Linked DNA regions of Homo sapiens: region 1 is linked to region 2. A link is a contact called in ENCODE Hi-C or POLR2A ChIA-PET data. All regions are on one chromosome and are shown on one strand. Each heading gives the region's core, a stretch centred on a gene start or an enhancer-like site at or near the end of the contact. The rest is flanking DNA. Distances are from core to core; before and after follow the strand shown. Region 1 has its middle 370 kb from the start of LINC02207. Region 2 has its middle 330 kb from the start of RGMA.

The links. Hi-C counts contacts between places; a loop is a spot of excess contacts on that map. ChIA-PET counts read pairs that join two places held with the same protein, here RNA polymerase II (POLR2A). Pooled maps may share reads with other maps.
Region 1: a map of heart left ventricle shows a loop between it and region 2 (4-fold over the local background). The contact joins two enhancer-like sites. A Hi-C loop is called at or near these places in 1 of 168 maps with a recorded cell type or tissue (heart left ventricle), 1 of 37 single-sample maps with no recorded cell type and 1 of 50 pooled maps. POLR2A ChIA-PET finds 5 or more read pairs at or near these places in 2 of 52 experiments (A673 and Panc1).

The regions. Positions count from the first base shown.
Region 1 is chr15:93,478,419-93,485,009 of GRCh38, reverse strand. No RefSeq gene overlaps it. Among named protein-coding and RNA genes, the nearest start is that of LINC02207, 370 kb to the left of the region's middle. Within about 2 kb of position 5,094, at least 2 of the 41 ENCODE cell types and tissues checked have a DNase peak (open chromatin) inside an H3K27ac peak, as active enhancers do.
Region 2 is chr15:93,415,496-93,421,547 of GRCh38, reverse strand. No RefSeq gene overlaps it. Among named protein-coding and RNA genes, the nearest start is that of RGMA, 330 kb to the right of the region's middle. Within about 2 kb of position 4,212, at least 3 of the 41 ENCODE cell types and tissues checked have a DNase peak (open chromatin) inside an H3K27ac peak, as active enhancers do.

The DNA of each region.
Region 1 (6,591 bases), core at 3,845-6,344, 63 kb before region 2:
GATTGTGTTGAACTAGGAGTAAGAAGGGCTATGTCCCAGGCTTGCTTCTCTCACACTGCACTCAGGTCCTCAGTTCACACTTGTTTCACATGAGAGTGCTGGAATATGTGCTGTGATAGATGTTGGCTCTATTGTTTAAAGATGTTCGATGCATCTCTAGAAAATAACAGAAACAGGCCAATGATCATAGAAGAAATGAAGTAGAGTGAGGTGAGTTACACAAAGATGAGGTAGGCTGAGCACATGGGTGCAGGTGGAAGATGGGAAAGATGGAAGGATCAAAAGTTACACTAAATATACTTGAGGCACTCAAAATTCACTGGGACTTAAATTGCCCACTCATGGGGAACACCCATTTTGGTTCTGCCTATCCTCTGGCTAAAACAGGGGTCCTCAACTCCTGGGCTCCTGCCTGTTAGGAACTGGGCTCCACAGCAGAAGGTGAGCAGTGAGCAAGCAAGCATTAACCCCCTGAGCCCCGTCTCCTGTTAGATCAGCCGCAGCATTAGATTCTCATAGGAGCACAAATCCTCCTGTGAACTGCGCACGCGAGGAATCTAGGTTGCGTGTGCCTTATGAGAATCTAATGCCTGATGATTTGTCACTGTCTCCCATCACCTCCAGAGGAACTATCTATTTGCAGGAAAACAAGTTCAGGGCATTGATTCTACATTATGAGGAGTTGTATAATTATTTCATTATATATTAAAATGTAATAATAGAAATAAAGTATACAATAAATGTAATGCACTGAATCCTACCCCACCCTTGATTCATGGAAAAATTGTCTTCCATGAAACTGGTCCCTGGTGCCAAAAAGGTTGAGGATCATTGGCCTGAAACACAGATAAAAGCCAGCCGGCTCACTGGCAAGCTGCGGCTGGGACCAAGCACACCTGTCTCCATGGCTCACAAAAACAAATGCGTGTGTCTGCCTCAGGTACCTTCCATCTGTTGGCCCCCTTGTTATTAAATCTTGTCCTCTTCATAACCCCAGTGTCAGAGTGTGAGAGTGAGAGACAGACACAGAGAAAGGGGGTGGGGGGCTATACATATCGTCTAACACAGCAGTGGTCCTCAACCTTTTTGGCAGCACGGACTGGTTTCGTGGAAGACAATTTGACAATTTTTCCAAGGACTGGGGTGGCAGGGTGATAGTTTCAGGATGATCCAAGCGCATTACATTTATTGTGCATTTTATTTCTATTATTATTGTATTGTAATATATAATGAAATAATTATACAACTCACCATAATATAGAATCAGTGGGAGCCCTGAGCTTGTGTTCTTGCAACTAGACAGTCCAATCCAAGGGTGATGGGAGAGGGTGAAGATCATCAGGCATTAGATTCTCATAAGGAGCACACAGCCTAGATCCCTCACACGTGCAGTTCACAATTATCATAGGTTCCTGCTCCTATGAGAACCTAATGCCACCATTGATCTGACAGGAGGTGGAGCTCAGGGGTCATGTGAGCTCTGGGGACTGGCTGTAAATACAGATGAAGCTTTGCTTGCTCGTCCGCCCACCACTCACCTCCTGCTGTGTGGCCCAGTTCCAAACAGGCCACGGACTGGTACCAGTACCAGTCTATGGCTGGGGGGTTGGGGACCCCTGTAATACAAGACTGGAGTCTGGCCCTTTCAACCCTGCCTGTACCCTACCCCAGGTGTGTTAGTCTTCATCTCTTTCCCCTTACTTCTGTGTGTTTTAAACTAGTTTATTAAGCTGTCTGATGAGAACATCTTAATTTGGTATTTGAGGCTTTCTGTTCCCTACCTTCTGGGATGGTTTTTTTTGGTGATGCACTTGAAGGGCCCCACTGCATCCAGGTGATTTCCCACTTCACAGGGGACCTCCGAGACTCTGCCTCCCTTTAGCATTCTGTGGCTCTTGATCCTCAAAAGAGAGCAAATCCTGGTGGAATAATTCAATGGCAAAGAAAACCAAGTAAACCAGAGAAGATGAACATGATTTTTTTTAAAAGACAATGCTTATGAATTACTTCATGTCATTGGAATTTGTATTCGTTTCTTTAAAGCCCTCTCAGTGTACTTCGGACTTAGCCTGTCAGTTGGCGCTTTCACCGTCTCAAAGCCCTCTCACCCTGTGGCACCTACGTGAGCATCACACTCACCTTGTAAGGGTCTCAGAACAGACACAATTATTCCTGTTTCACAAGTGAATAAACTGCGCTCAAGCAAGTAGCATGAATTGCCTGAGGGTAGATTACTACTAAAAGATGAGTTCAGACCTAGAATACTCAACAAAGATTCTTTCCATTATACCATGTATACACTGAAATGTATTTAGAGTCCTATCCACATGCAGCAGGAATTGAAAGACAGGGAAGATAAAGCTAGGGAGGGAGGGACAGACAGAGAGAGAGAAATAAGACGGGTGGTCATGGATGATATGTATTTTACGTATGTGGTATATATACTACCATTTGTTGAAGGCCTATTTTGTGTCCAGTAATGCTATATGTGTTTTATCCACAGCATCTCTCTTTCTCAAAGTGCTAAGAGATCATATCACTCTCACTTCATCACTGATGAAAGGGAGACTCAGAGATGCTCCTTCAGTAACATGCTTGATGACGAGGAGAAAATGCAGATTTCCAGTGTAAGTCCGCTGACCCAAAGACCCGCTTTCTAAGATGCAATGATCATAATGATCACTACCAATTAAGAATCCATAAACTTGGCCGGGTGTGGTGGCTCATGCCTGTAATCCCAGCACTTTGGGAGGCTGAGGCCGGTGGATCACTAGGTCAGGAGATCGAGACCATCCTGGCTAACACGGTGAAACCCCCTCTCTACTAAAAATACAAAAAATTAGCCGGGCGTGGTGGTGGGCGCCTGTAGTCCCAGCTACTCGGGAGGCTGAGGCAGGAGAATGGCGTGAACCCAGGACGCGGAGCTTGCAGTGCGCCGAGATGGCGCCACTGCACTCCAGCCTGGGGGACAGAGAGAGACTCCGTCTCAAAAAAAAAAAAAAGAATCCATAAACTTTTTGAGTATGTTCTGTGTACTGGGTAGGGTTAAGCATTGCACATACACCATCTTAGTTCTTCTCATCATGGTCCTCAGAAAGTCCCTGCAACAAAGTGTCTCTTCTGTAAAAGAATGAAAAGTTGATGTGTTAAAGTGTAAATGGAAGGGTTTAGACACTTACAAATACGCAATGGAGAGCCATCAAAATACCTGTCAAGACAGAGACGATCTTTAACCTTTGACCTTGCCTTTTGACTCCTCCCAATACCTAATGTTAAATGACGAGTCAATGGGTGCAGCACACCAACATGGCGCATGTATACATATGTAACTAACCTGCACGTTGTGCACATGTACCCTAAAACTTAAAGTAAAATTAAAAAAAAAAAAAAAGAGGAGAGTATAAACCCAGTGATCACGACTTGTCATGGCAGAATAAACTGGGGAAGGGCGGAATTGGCGATTGAAAGAACCAAAGCTAACGTATGGGCTTTATTCGGATTCTGATTCTAACAAACCATGTATGAAAAGACATTGAATATGGACTGGGTGGTAGATGACATTAATAAATTCTTGGGTTTTTATTTTGTACAGTATGATTAAGTTACTGTGAATATTTAAGATGTTCTTATTTTTTAGTGATATATATGTACATGAAAAACTATCAATGAAATTCATAATTGTTTAGATTTGCTCTAAAATATTTTAGCAAAAAAAGATGAAGAATATACGATAATGAATGTTAATACTGTCAATAGTTGTTAATTCCAGTTGATGGATATATAGTGTCCACTGTAATATTCACTCTGGACTATTCTACCTTTACATGTTTGACATTCTCAAAATAAAAAGGAAAACTTTACATTGGTGACTGAATGAGGTTAGAGAAGGGAGCCAGGAAGGAAACCCTGGGGGTACCTAGAAAGACAGGGAAAATAATAAAAATAAGAAATGAACTACCTGAGTGAAGGGCTTAGTCTGGTAAAGTAGGGAATTGGGAAGGGTATACTTAGGGTTTCAGACTATGACTCCAGGGATTCACTTAAGCAGTAGTATTGACAAAAAATCAAGATGGCCACTTAGAACCCACCTCAGAATGAGTCAAGAAGAAAAGACTAATTGACCATTCAGTGTGCAAGTCACTGGGTATGTACCATTTCATTCATCCCCACCAACACCCCAAGAGGTGCATATAATTGTGCCCAAATGACAGATGAGAACACTGAGGCTCAGAGAGTTAAAGACCTTTGCCTAAGGTTCCACAGGCCCTGAGTCACAAAGGGGATGTGTGGAGAGGGGACAGGAGAAGCCTGTTGGGCAGGGGCTTTGGATCCAATGGAACTTCTGTGAAAGCCACAACCAGTTTGTTTTCACATTAATCTTCATTTGAAGATAAGGTTCTTGTAGCTTAAATAGATAACAAACATCAAAGGGTTAAAGGACTGAAGCTGAATGGATTAGCTTGAAAGACTTAACCCAAAGGTTACTGCAAACAAAAAGGAGAATCACAAATGAGAGGGCCCATAGGTGATTTTTATATTTTCTAAACCTGTGTCAATCTCAACCTCACCGCAAATACTGGTAAGATTTCACCAGCAACCGCATGCCATTTCTACCCAGAAAGTCCCTAACACTGTAGCAGCTTGCTTATGAACTTGAAATTGCCCGGCGGCAGGAGGAACAGGGATGAGAAGAAGGGAAGTGGGGAAAGAAAAAATAAATTAACTGGGCAAGGCCACACCTTGGGGTGTGGGCTTTGAAGAGGATGCAACCCAAAATGCAGCTGCACTGGAACGAGGGCCTCCAACTGGGGAGTCTTCAAGTCATGTGCAAAATGGCCTTTTAATGGATGGAGGAGGGTGTTTCTCTGCTTTCCCCCTTCCACTAGGGAAGTCGAGTCATACAGAGTCCTCGAGCCAGATGCAGAGTTCTGCACTGAAGTTCCTTGCATACATTTTCCGTGAATGTGATTAGCATCCCATCTGCCACAACTGTGGAACTCCCAGAAACTGTGCAATATAAAAAAATAATAATAAAAATAAGGTTGGGTTCCTGTTTTGGTGGAATCTTTTGCTCACTGTGTGGCCCTGAGCCAGTCAGGTGACCTGCTTGTGTACTGATAAGTCAAACCAGCTGGAAAATTGAGTAAGAAGCAAGGACTTCACTAGAAAACAGATGCTACAGCTGAGCTGAACTTTTTTTTCTTTTCAGCAAATAAACTGGGGGCCAACAGGAGAAGGGAGTGGTGAGTTGCTTTGAATATTTAAGATCAGCTCCAAGCTGAGAAACAGAGAGTGTTTATTAGACCCTCCTTCCATCACAGATTTTCTGTGGTCAGCCTGGCTGCCCCCTCCAGGGACAGCAAGCATAGCTCGTGGCCCCATTAAGGTCCAGAGATCCTCTGCAAGCACAATTGGACCACACTTGCCCTCCCTTTAAACAACTTAGCCCTTGAAGTGAAGGTCCCTCCGGGGTCAAATTTGTTAAAATAGCACCTCATTGCGGCTTTACTGGCTCCCTATTGTAAATTGCAAGCCCCTTTCCCGATGTTTATTTTTCACCAGAGCCTTCATTGCTGCCTATCATTTAATGTCATTTAATGTGTACGATTGTTTATGTTCTGTCTCGCCGGTAGAATGGAAGCTCCTCAAGGGAAGGGACTTTTGTCCATTTCATTCACAACTATATCACTAGTGCCAGGAACAGTCTCAATAACTAGTTTGTTTTCTCTGGACTTGAGAGCTGGGAAGAGTGAGTGTCAGAGTCAAGGTATACAGAAAAGCCACCTGTATGGTTAATAAATAATTGGTCCAGCCAGTCTTTAAGTAAGAGAATGCATTCCATCAAGTGCTCTCAGATTACAGCATGCCCCTGACGTCATAGCAACAGACCTACCGAAGGCCACGTGGCTCACACCTGGGATGCTGGGACCAGACTGGACTTTTCCACTTTATTCCCGCCTCCAGGCTCACTACCCTCCAATCCACCTCCACCCTGGTACCAGCAGGCTCTTTCTAAAATACCAACCTGAATCCATGGGTCCCCGACTGCTGCTCATCCCTTGAAAGAGAACTCCAGGCTCCCAGAAGACTTATCCTGGTCTGTCTCTACCCACATTTTTGTCTTGCTCCTGCCCTACCTCCGTAACACCCTCCACGCCAGACATACTCTCTTCCTATTGCACTTTGCCGGACGTATTGTGCTCTCCCTGTCTTCAAACATTGTCTCTGCTCTGCCCTGCCTAAAACTCCTCTCTCAGCTTCCAACACCTACTGGTTTATACCACTGAGCTCCACCACCAACTCCTTTCCAAATTCTTCCCTGTTTATTGTTGCCCTTCCCCCGGACGTTCCCCTGCATCTTGGGCAAACATGACAATACTGGGCGGCACTGTATTATAATTGCTTAGATGTTTCTCTCCCCTGGTAAATGGGTAGGGTCTTGAGGACAGGAATAGTCTTATTTACGCCTGTGCTTAGTCCAGGGCCAGACCTACATATAGAGTCTCCGCAACTGTCGAATTAATGAAAAATCAACTTGTTTTCCTTTCTCAGTTTTACTAGTTCCCTGATTTTCTTCACCTTCCCGCATCA
Region 2 (6,052 bases), core at 2,963-5,462:
CACAGAAACTTACTAAAGGTTAAATTGTGGTTGCACCAATGACAGACATTAACACAGTTTTGTTGTGTATGTATGTGTATGTGTGCACAATTCTCCTAACCAAATCTACATATGGATGTAAAAGAGATGAATATTACCTCCTTTTGTAGAAGAGCTAAGGCTTACAATGGTTACATGGCTTGTCAAAAGGGAGAGACAGAATAGAGACTAGAAACCACTTTCTAGCTTGTCTCACAACATGCTTCTCTCTAAATAACAATGTTTGGAACCACTATTTGATAAGAAAATGAAAGTCAGATAAATTAGCCCCCCAAAATCCATGCCTGTATGCTTATGAAGTAGTTGGATAATATATCAAAAGGGTTCCACCCTGAGTTTGCAACTAAGGCTATTAAATACTAGATAATTTACCAATCTTCAGACTGAAGTGATTTACTTAAAGCACGGAAATTATCAAAATCATAGAAGGAAAAATAAAAGAATAATTGGAGAGGTCATGAAGTAAATGATAATGATATAAAGTCACCCAAGGAGTATTTGGATATGCAATACTGATTAATGCACATGTACATTATAGAACTTGAAAAAATGATGGTGAAATGTATCTAGAAGGCAGAATTGTCAGATGTATCACAGAACTGATGCTCTAGCCACTCCAGACTACAGAACAGAACGTGAGAACACTATTCAAGCCATATCAAAATGGGTTCGAAAGGGAGGAGAGGGGATTACCAATGGTTTGGAAAAGAGAATCCAAGAAGTACAGACATGTCAGCTTGTGAACAAGCTGCTCCTACCCCTGGGTCCCCCCCGCTGGCTCCCACTTACCAGTCTACTCACACACCCCCCCCCTCAAAATGCCTCCAACCCTGTCACCTGCCAGAGCGTCTCAGGAAAGCCCGGCTCCAACTTCCGCCATGACAAGCTCTCCAGTGGTTCCCCTGCCCCTGGCCTCACGCAGCCCAGTGTGAGGCATATCACTGTCCCTCTCCTCTGAGCTTCTGACAGCCTCACCTAAATCCAGCCAGCTGCACTTCTTTCCCTCTTAACACTCAACTCTCTTCCTCCAGCCTGCACCCACTAGAAGCAACACTATCCCAAGGAAATGAAGATTCCATGAATCATGCATGCATCAAGCTTCTAGGTCATAGATCCTCTCAACCCAGGAACTTCTTGTGGGATCCCTCTAAGAGGGTTCATGGTGATCTCTCATCTGATCTCAGAAGCTAAGCAGGGTTGGGCCTGGTTAGTACTTGGATGGGAGACCAAAATGAACTGGACTCAGCTGTGATGCTGCTGCAGTGTGACAATGTTCTCTGCCTTGTTTTAAAATATATAGAATTTGAACTGATTTGAGGGGCCCCTCTGCACCTGCAACCACGCTCTGTGGAGACTTCCAGGAGTCTGGCTGCTCTGCTGTGTAGGGAGGTTTTGCTCCCAGCAGAGCCTCAGGGAGGACAGGCTAGGTGTGCACAGGGCTGAGGCCACATCCCTCTCCATAGCTGTCCTCTCTGAATCTCATTTCCACCCACCTATTCTCTTTTCCTTGTCATTTACAAGATTGAAGGGCTAATGGAGGATGAGCCCAGGATCCATGTGGCAGCTCTGCTGAGAAGAGAATGGGCAGGGAGAAGCCTGCACGTGGCAAAGAAACAGAAGGGTGGATCCTGCTCCCGGGTGGAGCTGGCACGGCCCCTCTCCCCAAAACAAGCACAGTAGCCTGCACAGACCTGGGCACCAGCCTTTGCCCACCTTCCCCCTGCCAGGCAGAGGACCCCATGAGGCCCACTGGCCCAAAAGACCCTCAGTGTTGGCAGGACAGCATTTCCGGGGGCATCACAGCAGCAGCACTTCCCGCCTGGAGCCACCTGTGTCTTCTTAAAGGCTATTCTTAATTTTCTGCTTCCTTCCCACTCTTCTTTCAAAACACGTGTGTGTGTGTGTGTGTGTGTGTGTGTGTGTGTGCGCGCGCGCGCGCAACCCAGGGCACAACAAGCATTTTAGTTATGAATGGAGTCTGTTTTGAGTAATTTCTCACATCTAAATGCTACATTCTTCTACATGTCATATTGAAAGAAACCCCACAGACGCTCTAGGGAAACCTTTTTTACTCCTCACACTGTCAACCACAAACAACCAAACACATGCCCAGTTTTGGGAATTCACAAAGGGCCTTCAGACAATTCAAACTGCTTGTCAGACAAGTAGGTAAAATTTAGAATTAGTAAGGGACAAGGGCACTTACTTACCACTATCAATTGTTAAAACCTTCCCTGGGCTTAGTTTAGTAAATCAAGCACTTGTTTTCTAAGCATAGTCTATGGAATAGGTACCATTTTAAATTTTGAAAAGTACGAGAACCTTATCCTAGGTATATGTATGTGTGTGTGTGTGTGTGCACAAACAATATAATTGTAAAACTGAACACATAAATATCTTTATCTCCCTTCCAGACATGTTCTAGCAGAGAGATGGTATATTACTCCCTTCTCACGCTGCTAAGAAGGAATACCTGAGACTGGGTAATTTATAAAGAAAAGAGGTTTAATTGACTCACAGTTCCGCATGGCTGTGGCGGGGGGGCGGCCACAAGAAACTTAACAATCATGGCAGAAGGACCTCTTCACAGGACAGCAGGAGAGAGAACGAGTACCAGCAGGGGAAATGCCAGATGCTTATAAAACCATCAGATCTTGTGAGAACTCACTCACCATCACAAGAACAGTATGGGGGAAGCAGCCCCCTTCATTCAATTACCTCCCGCCGGATCCCTCCCACAACACATGGTGATTATGGGGATTACAATTCAAGATGAGATGTGGGCGGGGACACAGACAAACCACAGGAGATGTGTGAAGATTGCTTGTGGCTTATCAGTGGTCCCTTTCTGCCTTAAGGGTGATGGAATCAAAAAGAACTTCTCCATCCTTGGCTTTGATATTTCAGGCGCACAAACAAGGCCTCATTCACCCTTCCCAGAGCTGATCCACTGGCGTGATTTGCTCTAATGCCAACATCACCACCCCTCCCCAGAGGCCCTGCCAGCCTCTACTCTCCCAGGAAGTCAGCCCCACTCTGCTGGCTAGTCCTGGCTCTCTACTGTCTTTCTGGGCCCATCATGGCTCCCTGACCACCCAACTCTGAAACAATCTCCCGGTCCAGGGCATCCCAGGAACCAGGTCATTGATGGAGCCGCTATTTGGCAGTTGCAGGTGGGGCAGGAATGGTATGGGGAAGTAGAGGCAGAATGAAATGGCCTGGAAGAAGTTACCCTTTTTGGATGAGTTCAAAACCCCTAGGGCTGATGCACCCAACCCCTGCTCTGTCATTCGTGACCTGCTCTTTCTAGAGCAAAATATCATGGGATGGGAGGGCCCTCTGAATCTTTTCCTGTGAAGTTGACTTTGATGATATGTTGGTCCTTTTGTCAAGCCTGAGCTGCTGTGGTCTGATGCTGAGTGTCTCACCTGTAACATCTCAGCACATAACACTCCACAGTGAGAGCCTTCCTTCTGCCCCTGGGAGGGAGAGCTTTACAGAAGTATTTCCAAGCAAATTTCCAGAAGGCCTCAAAGTAAGCAGCAGAAGCCGCTGCTGGTGTCAGCAGCAAATCAGCACTCAGCTTGAGGCCTCCCAGCCTGCCCCGGGAGGGGCACGGCTCGCAGCCTTTGCACTCTGGGTTCTTTCCAGGGAGGATCCCATGGGGCACTTCCAGGAAGGAGCCCCTGCTGCTTTCTCCAAAGAGCTCTGCTTCGGGTCTCTAAGGATTGGTTTTATCTGCAGAGAAGCTAAAGGAAGGAATCTACTGGTCCCCTAAGGACCTGATGACACATGCACAGAGATCCCATCTCTCTTTTCATTCCCTGAAGTAAGGGAGGCAATGAAGCCATACGTGTACCACAAAGAGTGTGAGAAAGAAGGAACTCTCCAGCCGGGGTCTTTCTCTGAGTCATTTTTCAGTCGTAGGGTACAAAAAGCTCCAGGTTATATTCAAGGTTTTATTTTTTCCAGAGTATCTTCGGGGAAAAAAAGTATATCTGAAAATCACAGAAATTCTTTTCTTTCAAGGTAAATTAGAGGATTTGAAGGGGCAGTGCTGGATGATCTCTGGGTTCCCCTCTAGTCCAACACCCAGACTCTGAGATTGCTTCCCTGTGGGAGCTCGGCCTGGCCTCCTTCCATGGGCGTTTCTTCCAACGTGGAGGTTTGTCAGTGGCGTGCCTGATGGCCAGGGCCAGATGCTGTTCTTCACACCAGAACGTCATAATTTAAAATGTCTATGCTCTGAAGCAAGAAATCAGAGCTTCAAACCTAAAACTTGTAGGATTTACAAAGCAGTTTCATTCCACCAACATCTATTGAGTACTCATTATGGGCCAGGTACAGAGATGAGAAGTGGGTCTGAGAACAGTCCCTGCCCCCAAGTAGTTCACAAATCTCATTGTGAAGAGGCAGGCACAGAAAATCTATCCATCTGGTAGCGGCCAACCCAAGCCAGGTAGGCAATACTTTCCCTCATAGAGTTAGAGGGTAGTTTAAAGAAACTGCCACCCAGAGGGAACGGCGGTGAGGTTTTAGGAATTATGATTCCTTTCCTAAATTTCTTTGCTATTTGTTATGAGCTACACAAATGTTTATACACAAGTCTTAAAGTTTTGGCTGATTAGAATATTTTCAATAAAGAGAGAATTTCTACTTAATGGGCACCATGTATGTTATTTGGGTGAGGCATATCCCAGAAGCCCTGACTTCACCACTACACAATCTATGAGTGTAACAAAATTACGCTTGTACCCCATGTATTTATATAGATTTTTTTTTAAAAGAGAGATAGGGAATTTAGATTTAACAGTGAAAAATATTTGAAAAGTTTCCCTTTGGTTCCCTTTTTCTTTTCTGAGAATACAAAACAAACAGCATACAACTGGCAATTATCTTTTTGCACAAAGGACTGGAACGAAATGAAGTTTGCGTTGCACATGTTTTGTGAGAACTAGTTCACTAAAGCACTGTCAACTACAGAACCCTGTTGAAATGGGGACAGGCGTGTTTATGCAGAAATTTACAAGAAATTTATTTCTAGCTCTGAAAAGAGGGCTTAAAAAGTAAATTCAAATGGAACTAGGGAAAAGTCGGCCTCTTTTAAGAAAGCAAAGGCTTTCATGGCTTTGCTTGGATTAAAATTTGAAGATATCAAATCCAAGTCATTGTGATGTACGAGTGATGGTTCCTGCCCAGGGTTCAAGGGTGTGTGTCAGGGCAGGCATCACAGATCCTTGAAGGTCATAAATGTTTTCTGCCATTTTCTTTTGTTGCTTTTTCTTTTTTCTTAATTAGGCCCAAGTAATAAAGATGTGAGTCCAACCTTACTGTATTTCAGAATCCTGACACTAGAACTAGAAAGTTCAAAGACCCAGCTCCCTGCGTGCCTTCTCTGGCCTCACAGTCCCCAGTTCTTCCACTCTCATTTCAGGATTCCTCTTGCTGTGCTCCCTCTAAGCCTCCGGGAAGCTTCAGGCTTCTGCCCTCCTCACCAGGACACATACATGTTCTGTAATCCTACTCCACAAGTCCCTGCTGGGGCTGGCCTAGAAGTCCTTTTCAAGGAGCCCTAGGCCCTCCAAACCGTATGGCTTTCTTCCTCTACCTTCCTCCTCACTCCAATTCCAGAAACAGCTCTCTCCTCCCTTCCCCTTCCACAGCCTGGATGCCAAGGCCAGTCTCCCCTTCTCTCCCCACATGCAGCCATCAGTCACAATGAGGCTGCCACCCAAGAGGCCTTCGCAGCCGCCCCTGAACATGGGACAAAGCCTTACAAGCTGCTCTTATGAGAAATGTAGTGTATCTGATTTGGGAAGCCATCTCCCTCCCCACATTCATTCCCCAATGATTGGAAACAGCCCCCACAGGAGCCTCTTGATCCCAGCTCCTGGATCTGCAACTGTTCTGTTGTTGCCACCCTCTCTGTTAGTTCCTGTTCTTGCCACCCTCTCTGCCCAGCAAACCAGGCCTCCTCCTGCTCAGCAGCACAAACTTTGGGAAAGCATCACCG